Linked DNA regions of Mus musculus: region 1 is linked to region 2. Evidence: chromatin loops called from intact Hi-C (ENCODE). Cell type or tissue: heart. All regions are shown on one strand. Each heading gives the region's core, and the rest is flanking DNA. Links, peaks and the distances in the headings are about the cores only. Region 1 has its middle 19 kb from the start of Tm4sf20. Region 2 holds the start of Mff (mitochondrial fission factor).

The links. A loop is a pair of places that touch in the nucleus more often than their neighbours do. Peaks named below come from ENCODE experiments on the same cell type or tissue, not always from the same donor. Only the 100,000 strongest peaks of a DNase experiment are listed, where the experiment ranks them.
Region 1: it touches region 2 in a loop (4-fold over the local background); 1 of 42 quality-filtered maps calls a loop at or near these places.

The regions. Positions count from the first base shown.
Region 1 is chr1:82,785,019-82,790,397 of GRCm38, forward strand. No RefSeq gene overlaps it. Among named protein-coding and RNA genes, the nearest start is that of Tm4sf20, 19 kb to the left of the region's middle. In heart, for the core only: a CTCF peak has its summit at 2,506 (motif pointing right); a DNase peak (open chromatin) is centred at 2,593.
Region 2 is chr1:82,722,361-82,727,739 of GRCm38, forward strand. Mff (mitochondrial fission factor) reads left to right here and starts at 2,530. Exons shown (of 9, transcript NM_029409.3): 1 at 2,530-2,724; 2 at 4,868-4,976. It overlaps C430014B12Rik (a long non-coding RNA gene), which reads right to left and starts at 3,561. Exons shown (of 4, transcript XR_865578.3): 1 at 2,427-3,561. In heart, for the core only: no CTCF peak of the experiment used is centred there; a DNase peak (open chromatin) is centred at 2,531; H3K4me3 peaks cover 1,911 bases; H3K27ac peaks cover 1,531 bases; H3K27me3 peaks cover 396 bases.

The DNA of each region.
Region 1 (5,379 bases), core at 77-5,076, 63 kb after region 2:
TTTGTAGTGAGATGGATTTGCTGTGACTGACCCAGGTCACAGTGGGCTGAACAGCAGACATAAGTGCGTGAGATGGGAAGAGAACTTTTTCTACCAAGAGTCCCTGCCATGCTAAGACAGAGCATGGAACCACTGAACGGGATCACAAAGAGACACTCAGGAATTGACCTGGAAGGTCTCCAAGCTGGAGATGAGTTTGAAACTAATCTCTGACAATGGAAAGCAAGCAAACTTAGCTCCTCCAATCTTTACCTTTGGCCTCACCTTAAGAGAAAACCAGAAAAAAAAATAAAAATAAAAAGGTAGCCAAATCATTTATCACTATGCAAATCACAACTCTGCGTAATGCTTTCGCAAGCCAGACTTATTTCCTGATGTTGTATCTTGTGTTCTTTGATCTGGGGACCAGGAAAAGCAAACAGAGAAACTTTTCTAATATAAATGACAGACAGAAAGCATGTTTATGGGGCTGATAACATAGCTCAGTGGGTAAATGTAGCTGCCACCAAACCTGGCAACCTGAGTGTGGTCCCCAGACCCCATATGCTGGAAGAAGAGAGCCAACAGCCCAAAGTTGTTCTCTGAACTCCACATGCATACACACAAAATAAAAAATCATGTAATTCTGAAAAAAAACTAAAGAGAGCATGGTTATGGGCTGGAGCCATAGCCACTTGGTAAACAGCCAAGCATGCCTGATGCCCAAGTTCCACGCCCAGCACTACGTAAACTGGGTGTGGCGGTGCAGGCCTGTAATTCCAGCACTCAGGCAGTGGGGGCAGGGAGATCAGAGGCCCAGAGTCATCTTTGGCTGCACAGCAATTTTGAGATCGGCCTGGGCTACAAGAGACCCCGTCTCAAACAAAACAAAGCCAGGCTAGCGAGAGCCCCTCATCTTGTGATTGTGAACATGGTCTGTAAATTTGCTGACCTGTCTCTGTGTGTTTGAGGCAAGAAACTGGACCCCATCATGTCAAGGTTCACACAAGAACACAAGGCAGAGAAAGCGTTGATGTCATTAAGGGAAAATGCCACTGATGGGATAAAAAGATTGAAAAGTAATCCTACACAAGATTCAAAAACCATAATTAGGGCATCGGTGCCTTTATTTACGAAGCTGTGCTTCCCAGCTGCTTGGAAAGGCTGTCCAGGTTGTACACCACACACTTACAGGAGCACAAAAAGTTCTATCAGTGTGGGGGCCTCCTGATGGCCGTTCCCTACGGGGGCAGAACACCTGGCTGAGACACAGATGTGAAAAACATCCAAGGAGGATAGCCCTCCCTGCCAAGCAAAGTGCATCTTTTCCACCCCTTATTTGTTCTCCCTAGCCTCATATGATGCATAGTTGAATGCTCAGTTGTGGTGTTAGAAGGCCGTGTGAAAGTAATTTTGACTCTGGTTTCTGTACTTTAAGAAGTGAAGCATACAGGCTTGGGCCATCTGATTCATCAAAGCCACATCTGGGTCACTAACTATGATGTACGCAAACTTAGAGCACAGCTTACATCTTCCTCAAAGCAAGCTGAAGAGAGAGAAAAAAAGAAAGAAAGGAAGAGAGAGAGAAGAGAGAAGGGAGAGAGAGAGAAGAGAGAGAGATGATTGGTAGGTAGGTAGGTAGGTAGATAGATAGATAGATAGATAGATAGATAGATAGATAGATAGATAGATAGATAGATAGAGGCAGAGGCAGAACACTTGCTACCTAACATAGGTATAGGTTCAGGCTTGAGCTTGCCAAAGGGACAGCCCATGTCTGAGTGATACTAGATAGAAAAAAATAAGTGGTCTTTATTGAAGATGTTTGTGGAGCAGGAGGCAGCCATTTGAATGTCCCCAGTACCACCTTCCAAAGCTTTCAGAAAATGAGGATGAAATTAGCAGCTCAGTTCAGAAGCCCAGCACTTTCTAGGAGCTCCCCTAAGGCTTTCTGATACTCTGGTGTTTGGATACAGACCTCAGACCCTGATCCCCATGGTGGTTTTCTTTCATCTGGAGAACAGAGTATTCATTCTAGTCTTGGGTCCCATTGTGGTCAGCACCTACTTTTTGGAATCAGTCTCTATCAACTAACTTCACTAACCCTGAACTGAGAAACTGGCATGTGAGTGTGTATGTGCACTCCACACACACATTCTCATTCTCTCTCTCCCTTCCACCCTCTCCTCTCTCCCACCCTCTCCTCTCCTCTCCCCCTTCCAGTTCCCCTCCCCCTCCCCCTCCCTCTCCCTCTTCCATTTCTTTCTCTGCTTCTGAGGCTTACAGGCTTAGGACTATGAAAAACTTCAGAATGAAACCAAAAAGAGACAAGAAAAGATAAGGATTCATTCCAAACTGTAGATGGACCCTCCAATTTGTCGTTTTAGCTCTTGGGAACCTGAGGCGGGAGGATTACCATTATGGCAACTGTGGGACTTTCTCTATAAAGCAAAGCAATCCTATTGATTCTCACTGAACTTGAGCCTGCAGGAAAGTATCCTGTGAACTGTGTTATAGACACAAGAGGGCAGTGTGTGCTAACCAGTCACCACTGTGGCTCAGGCTTTTCACTCTTCCTGGAATGTCTGGCTGCTCTCCCAGACCTAACAGGAATTGATAAAGAGCTTTTGGGACAGGCGTGGTTAGCCCCCTAGTCTAGTCACTGAGGCACAGTGTGAAGTCAGCATGTAGAGACGGCTTGCCAGGAATGGGGAGGAATGTGGACACTCAGATCCAGCCCAGGAGTCATCACTGAGATTGCCCTGTGCCAAGGTGTTCTAAAAGGTAGCTTTTGAGCCACAGAGAATCTGATGCCATTTGATCTTGGACTCTAAAACCTCCATTTAAAGAAAGTTGATCATTCACTGGAGGGGAATTGGTTTCTTGTTTGGTTGGATGGATTGGCTTTTGTGTTTTTTGAAAAGTTTCCTGTAGACCAGGCTAGTCTTGAACTCACTATGTTAACCAGGCTGTCCTTGAACTTCTGACATTCCATCCTCTACCACTGGAAGGGAAGTATCACAGACTGCCCTGACCACTAGAGAGGACCTGACCATGCACGTGTTGTGTGCTAGGCCAGGGCACAGAATGTAGTCCCATGCAAAGTCAAAGGCTGAGCCCCTCCTGGGGTGTAAATCCACAACCTCCGGCACATTTCCTTGCCCTCTCCCTTTCTGTGTGAGCCTTCCCAGACAGCAGGAACCATCATCTATTCTTACTTAGAGAGGAAATGTGAATCATATGGTCGGCTCTCTAATCATGGCTGCCAGCCATGTTTCTTCTCAAAGGTACCATCTGCTTTCCGTTTATCTGACTATCGAGTGGGGAGTCGTGGTTCCAACACCCCCATCGAGGGTGTGTAGCTGAAGAGAGGGCTGTGCAGGCCATCTGATACCTCTAACTTGGCCTCGTCTCACTCACTGATTTGGGGTTCCCAGCAAACAATGCACAGCCCTGCCCATTGGAGCCCTCCTCAGTCTCTTCAGCCAGAAGCAAGCTCTGGCTCCTTTTAATCCCCCAACCCATCTCCCAGTTGCAGGAACCACAAATGGCCTAAGTACTGGACCATATCACTGTGTTTTATTTCACTCTCAGATTTTCAATATTCTAGTACTATTTTTTTAATGGAAATTCAAGAAAGAACAGAAACAACTGTTTAGCAAGCAAGCCTCACCACACACATGTATACACACACACACACACACACACACACACACACACACACACATACACACACACACCACATGCATGAATGCACACACACACTATGAGATGGTGACACATATGTGCCCATCTCATAAAAGGACACTTTCTTTTGGTTGTAAATATATCACTAACATTGGTGAATATCAATGTTTAATGAGCATCTCCAGAGGAGTTCAAGGTCCTTATATCCTGGAAACAAAGAACTGGACAAAGATACATGAATTGTTGGCAGCCGAGAGCATTGTTTTCTGAATCAGGCTTATATTCATAGACTGCTGTCAGCTTTGGTCAAAGCAACTTCTTTCTGCAATGAGCAGCAGTAACTGTAGAGTAGTGGCTGTCAACCTGTGGGTCAGGATCCCTTTGGGATGGGACGACCCTTCCACAGGGGTTGCCTATCAGGACTTTACAGTACGATTCAGAACAGTAGCAAAATTATAATTCTCAAGTAGCAAAGAAATACTTTCATGATTGGGAGTCACGACAGGAAGACTGTGTTAAAGGGTTGCAGCACTAGGAAGGTTGAGAGCTACTGCTACAGAGCCTTATGATCTTAGTTAGGGTTTCTCCTGCTGACATAAAAACACCATGACTAAAGGCAGCTCGGGAAGGAAAAGGTTTGCTTTGCTTACACGGTCATATCACAGTTCATTACTGAAGAAAGAAAGTCAGGGCAGGAACTCAAGGCAGGAACTGAAGCAGAAACCACAAAGGAGTTGCTTATTGGCTTGCTCCTCATGAATTGCTCGGCCTGCTGTTTTTATACAACTGAGGGCTACCTGCCGGAGGGTGGCGCCATCTACACTGAGGTGAATCCTCCTACATGCTCCATCAGTGATGAAAATGCCCCACCGACTTGCCTATAAGGCAATCTTATAGCGGGATAGTCTCAACTGAGACAATATTCTCACATATGTCTGGGTTTGTGTCAAACTGACAAACAAAACAAAACAAAAACAAAAACAAAAACAAGCCAACCAGCACACTTACTGTTGATAAAGATAATGAGCGTGGGTGATAATTAAATGCCTCCAGGTTCCTTGAGGGCAATTAAATCCCACCCTGTGCTGGTGGTGTACAGTCACTCCAGAGTGTCTTGACGTGACCCATAGCTTGAATGAACTCCTCCAAGGTTCGGGGGACATGATGAAAACAAGGGAGAAAACAATTTAAATGCCAGAGGAGGGGGTGGGATGTTGGGGACCCTGTCCTCTAAGTACAATCTGTCTGTTCTGATCTTGAATTCATAGTAAGTATGAATACCTGAACAAGATTGGCAGAAGACTGGACCAATCAACCTCCCATCCTGAGGCAGCGGGGAAGAGTGCTCATGAGGACCCTCCCCTCCCTGAGGATCTATAGGCAGTTGACAGTTGCTGGGGGAGGAAAAGACTTTTTCCTGGATGGTGTAGCCCCTGCTACGGTGACGTTGCTCCTACTGCAAGCAATCCTATTGAAACTGGTTGGGTCAGACACACATAAAGGCAAGGCATCAAAGTAAAAGGAGAGATAGTTGGAAGAGGAAAGATGAATGGGAGGAAGGAAAGAAACAGAAACGGGGCTGAGTATGATCGAACCACACTGTGCATGTGTATGGAAATATGAAACCCATTATTATGTACAATTAATATATGCTAATAGATATGTTAAAACACAATGAATTGTGTGAAAAGCCTAGAAGGACAGAAACTAGTA
Region 2 (5,379 bases), core at 177-5,176:
CTAGAAGTCATGCATCAGGATGAAGCTAAACTAAGTGGATGAGATTATTTGGTTTTATATATTATGAGGTTATAGAAAAAGCCAATGGCATTAAGTCACAAACAGAAATGTACACATGAGTGAGAGAAGAAAAGGAAGACCCATCATGAATCTATAATACAGGACACAAGAAGGAATAGACTTCCATGTGCATGGAAGAAGCACCATTCATGCCACATAACTTTTCATTTAAGACTGTATCACACACTATTAGGTGCTCTGACATTCTATGAAACACTGTCTTGTTTAATAGACTCACATGATGCCCAAAGATAAATGATAAATCAGGGTTACAGAAGAAGACCTGGGTTTGATAACTGAATTATGGATCTTTATTTAAAAGTCATTTCAAAACTTTGAAAAGAAAGGGCTAGGGACAAAAGAAAAAGAAGTCTGCAACATTTAAGAAGTGTAAGGGAGCAATAAGACCCTTGATAGGTTATTTCTCTGCTGCTGCTGAAATCAACCCATTTAAACCAGATTAGATTAGATTAAAGACAGGTTTATTGGGAAGATGCTGTCCGGCAAATGGGTGAGTTCACTGGTGCCAAGGACTGAGGACAAGGAAGTTGCCATGGGGAAAGGGAGGGATAAGAGAGAGAAAGGAGAGAGAAGGGGAAAAAAGGAGAGGGAGAGGAAGAGGGGTGAGAAAGAGGGATGAGTGAGAGGGAGAGAACACATTTAAAAGTCTTGATAATGTATGGCTTACCTAGCTTATCCATACTTACCCCCAAAGGCCTTGACTTGGAATGACAGGATAATGTTATTTAATCTGTCCGTAAAGGAGGATTACTTGTCACTATAAATTAGCAGGACACACCACCCACAGTAGGCCCCTTTGAAATAAAGATTATTTTGAGACAAAGACACTTAAAAAGTGTCTTCTCACATTTTTACAATTTACTACAATGGTCAGCTTCTGATACAGATTATAGATCCTAAGAACTTCTTTGTGTCTTCATTTTTCAATATTCCAACATACAAGCAAAAATTACTAATTAAAAGTGTATGCTTCCATTCTGTTCACCTGCTGTTTTATGCCAATTTAATTGGGGTCTCACTGAGACCTTCAGAAGGTAAAGGGAAATTTTGCTTATCTTAAACCAATATTAGGAAGGACACACAAGAATGAAATTCAGAAAGTTTGACACATTATTTTGAAGGAAAATAACACTTCTGGGGGATCATCTGAGATTTTCTTTGTTTGGGTTTTTGTTGTTGTTTTGAGTCAGGGTTCATTGTGTAGTGCTGGCAATCCTCCCACCCTCTTACTTCTGGTTCCTTAGAACTGTAGTTATAAGAATGAGCCAAAGATTGACTTTGGAAGTATTTTTAGATTCAAGACTATATCACTTGAGTAAATACTCTTCCTTTGCACAAGGGAGTGAGAAATTTGTTCTAGAATCACAGCTCATATCCACAAGCTTATGTCTCTTATATAAAATTGATGGTTGCAGATAACCTATGCACATCCTCACAAACACTTAAAACTGTTTCTAGATTACATATATTTAAACCAATATAAACATGTTAGACTCTATTAGTAGGAAATAACCACAAGAAAAAGAGCATGTATGGGCCTGGAGAGATGGCTCAGTGGTTAAGAGTTCTTCCAAAGGTCCTGAGTTCAAATCCCAGCAATCACGTGGTGGCTCACAACCATCCGTAATGAGATCTGACGCCCTCATCTGGTGTGTCCAAAGAAAGCTACAGTGTACTTACATATAATAATAAATTAATCTTTTTTTTTAAAGTATCAAGGTGTTTACTGTTTAAAAAAAAAAGAGTGTGTATGTTTGATATAGATAATGACACAGGCCTTCCACTCAATACTTAGCTGAGGCTGGTCTGGAACTCTTGATCCTATAGCTTCTAGCTCCTAAGTCCCTAATACTGGGATTTCAAGAGTGTGGCACCAGGCTCAACTATAATATGGAACAGATTGTAAAAAAAAAAATTCTTTAACCCTGGTTGGTTGTCACCAAGGATGAGAAACAGTGGGTGAAGTTGCTAGGTTATGAAAATAGAGGCACACGTCGTATTTCCTGATTTGGCTTCCCGTCTATCCTTCTATGAGCAAGTATGGTTCTTGCCTTCCAGAGGGGAGCCACAAGTTGGGTGTTTAGATTTGAAAGAGATTTCTGACCCCTACTATCTTGAAACCCAATTCAGCTTCCCCTTTTCTCGGATTCTTAATTTGTAAGTTTTAGGGAAATCACAATTAGACTGCTGAAGAATTACTTCCAATATTTAGTTATATATGCAAATTCGCGGGCCACCATAAGAATTTTTATTCAGGCGTTCCTTTAAAACAGGTTACCAGTTTACCTGCAAACGCAAGGTTCTTAAAGATCGCAAAGTCTAGAAACCCCCTCAACAGGAATCACCTGAGACGGAAGTACTTTGCCCACGACAAAAATGGCTCCGCGTCGACGTCTCAGGAGCCTGCATGCAACATCCGCCCTTCTCTCGTCACATGACCAGAAACCTACTTCCGCTACGGCTCCTGGAAGGGGTCAGTCCTGGCCGTTCTCGCGTCTGTCCCGGCCCGTCGCGGCCGCTCCGCCGCTTCTTTGCCCGGGCGCCTCGGTGCGCTCGGTCAACGGCCTCTGCGAGCGCTCACCCGAGTGCCCCGGAGCCGGCGGGCGGCGACCCTCTCTCCGGGGACTCTCCAGCAGGCCCAGGGTGAGTGCTCTAGTCTCCCCAAGCAGGACTCCGGGCCTAGCGCCGCGGCAGTGACACCCCTCTCCAGACTGGGCGGAGCGGCCCCGGCCTTGGCCCGTCATCAGGTCCCTGCCCTGTAAATATTTGGGACCGGCTTCTTCACCGTTTCTACCTCCGCATCTTGTTCTGTGAAACAAAAATCGAATTTTACTGACAAAACGAAAAACACCTATTAGTTTGGGGTTAGGAAACGGAAGGAAGCCTGTGAGTTTGGATCTGGGCTTTTTCGGGCATCTCTTCCACGGGCCCAAGCACCTCGCAGTTTGACCTTGAGTCTGTCGCGTTTAAAAGTAACTCTTTGTTTTGTGTAAAATCCGTATAACTAAAGGCCTTTGGGAGACCCCGGGCTGGCCATAGCATCCTTGCTCGCTGGAGGCGTTGCGGGCTATACCCCCGCACCCCACGCTAAGCTGGGGTCCAGGTCCCCCATAGCCCCTGACCTCCATTTGCTAAAAACTTGTCATTGCAAAACAAACAAGCAAACAAAAACAAGAAACAAACAAACAAACCAGCGTCCCAGTCCCACTAGCTCAGGAGCAGGACGCATTTTCTGGGAAGAGCAACGCTGTCTCTGAATTGGTGGTGCTCTCTAATTCCAGAAGACTAAAACTTGTGCCCAATAATGCTAAGCAGGCCTCCCACGGGGAGCCAGTGAATGGGGATGCCCTTTTTCCCAGGTGAGAAACATTCCTTTCTCCCTCAGTCGCTTTGGCTACTAATGAGATTCCCCAAAGAAAAACCTTTAGGGAAAGTAGGACCATTGAGCCCTATTTAGTATTCTGAGCGCAACTAGATTGCTTGAGGAGGGGTGTGTATGTGTGTTTATATGTGGATAACGGGTTGTCTAATTTTTGGTTTCGAGGACCTGTGAATTGAGATAGCTCCTCAGTGGTGTCTCTGAGTACATGTTTTTTTACTGAACTACTGGAAGGAACTGTGTTAGCTCTCTTCCTGTCTGATAGGGCTGCCTCATTTTAGATTTACAAAGTTTCTTCTGTTACTCTCTCCTTGCTGTTGTGACATTTTTGTTGTTAATAGATACGGGGGGGGGGGGTCCCTTTAGTAGGTTTTTGGGTTGTTTATATAATTCTAGATGTGAGCCCCCTGCCATATGACTACCCAACAAAGATCCCGTAGAATCTCTCTACTCTTAATTTCTACAGAAAGTTTGTATGTTACATGATGCCAGTTCTTGCTGGTGTTTCCTCAGCCTCTCGGAGCCCTTTGCAGAAAGTCCTTGCCTGTGCCTGTGTATCTTCAAGGTTTTGACTCAGAGCTTCAGCAGTTCTTAGATTAGACCTTTGATTCACTGCGACTTAATTTTTTTAAATAGTTTTGGTTTTGTTACATATGTTTATATGCGTACAGCAAGTTTATGGTTCAAAGGTAGTGAATATTAATTAAGGGTAAATAGTCCCTTAAAAATAGATTTGTGTTTTTAAAAATGAAAGCCAACCTAAAGAAGAAATTGAGTGTAATGTACGGGACCCCGATGAAATTGGAAAACATTGCGGATGTTTGGGTGTGGCCTAGAAAGTGGAGCTGTGGTATCAGATAGGAGTCTGAAGGAGATTTATCTCAAGGTATACAACAAGCATGTAATGACCAAAGACGTGGGAGTAAAACCTTAGCCCCAAATTAAGTTTATTTGTTACCAAAGAATACCCAAAGTACCATAGTTTTAATGAGAAAGAAAAAATAATTAGGTCCTCCTCTGTTTTATTGAAACATACAATCTAAAAACTGAGGCAGTAGTATTGTCTTAATACAGTCCTCATTTTGTGGTAACCAACTATAAAATTATTACTGTTGTTAGTTCATAACTGCAATTTTGCTATTGTCATGAATTGTATTATAAATATCACAAAAGTGTCCAACCACTGTGGTAGTCACTCAACAACCATAGGGGTCGAGACCCTCGGGTTGAGAGCTGCTGCCTTACATGGTGACTGTCTGTTCTAAGACATCAAAATTTGGTACTTTTGAAATTCTTTGTTTATTAGTGTAAAGTTGTAAATCTTTGTGGCTTTTATTTAAAGATTTTCTAGCTAAGTCCCTAACAACGGTATCATCTAGTTTCTCAGTCGCTGTTCTCCTCCCGCAGGGATAAAAGTGGCTCTCACCCTAGCACATGTGCATCGGAGCAATTTAAGGAGTTAATATGAAGCACAGAAGCAGATAGTGCCAAATAGCAAGCCTGTTGTTTCACATTTGTAAGTAAAATTTTCTCTTTGTCTCTGTTTTCTTAGTCTTTAAGCCATCTGTATGTGTCAGTTCCTCAAAAAGCAGACATTTGGGCAAAAAGAATGAAATAAACTAGTTGAGAGTCATAGTCCAACTATGCTTAGCGCACTAAGCAGTCCCCAAGGAGTATACTCATAAGGTATAGAGTATGTTTCTGGTTTTATTTGTTTGTTTGTTTTTTAAATCGATGATGAAGACATCTATATTGCTTTAACCTTAAGTTTACAGAATACCTCTGTCTCAGCACAGTGGCATTTGTACTGTGTGTGGTGCTGTATTGCTCTTGACTTAGAATATGCTTCTCTGGGAATTTGGTGTAATTTGTCCTCCTTTTCAGGAAACCATCACTTACACATCAAATTTTTAGGCAGC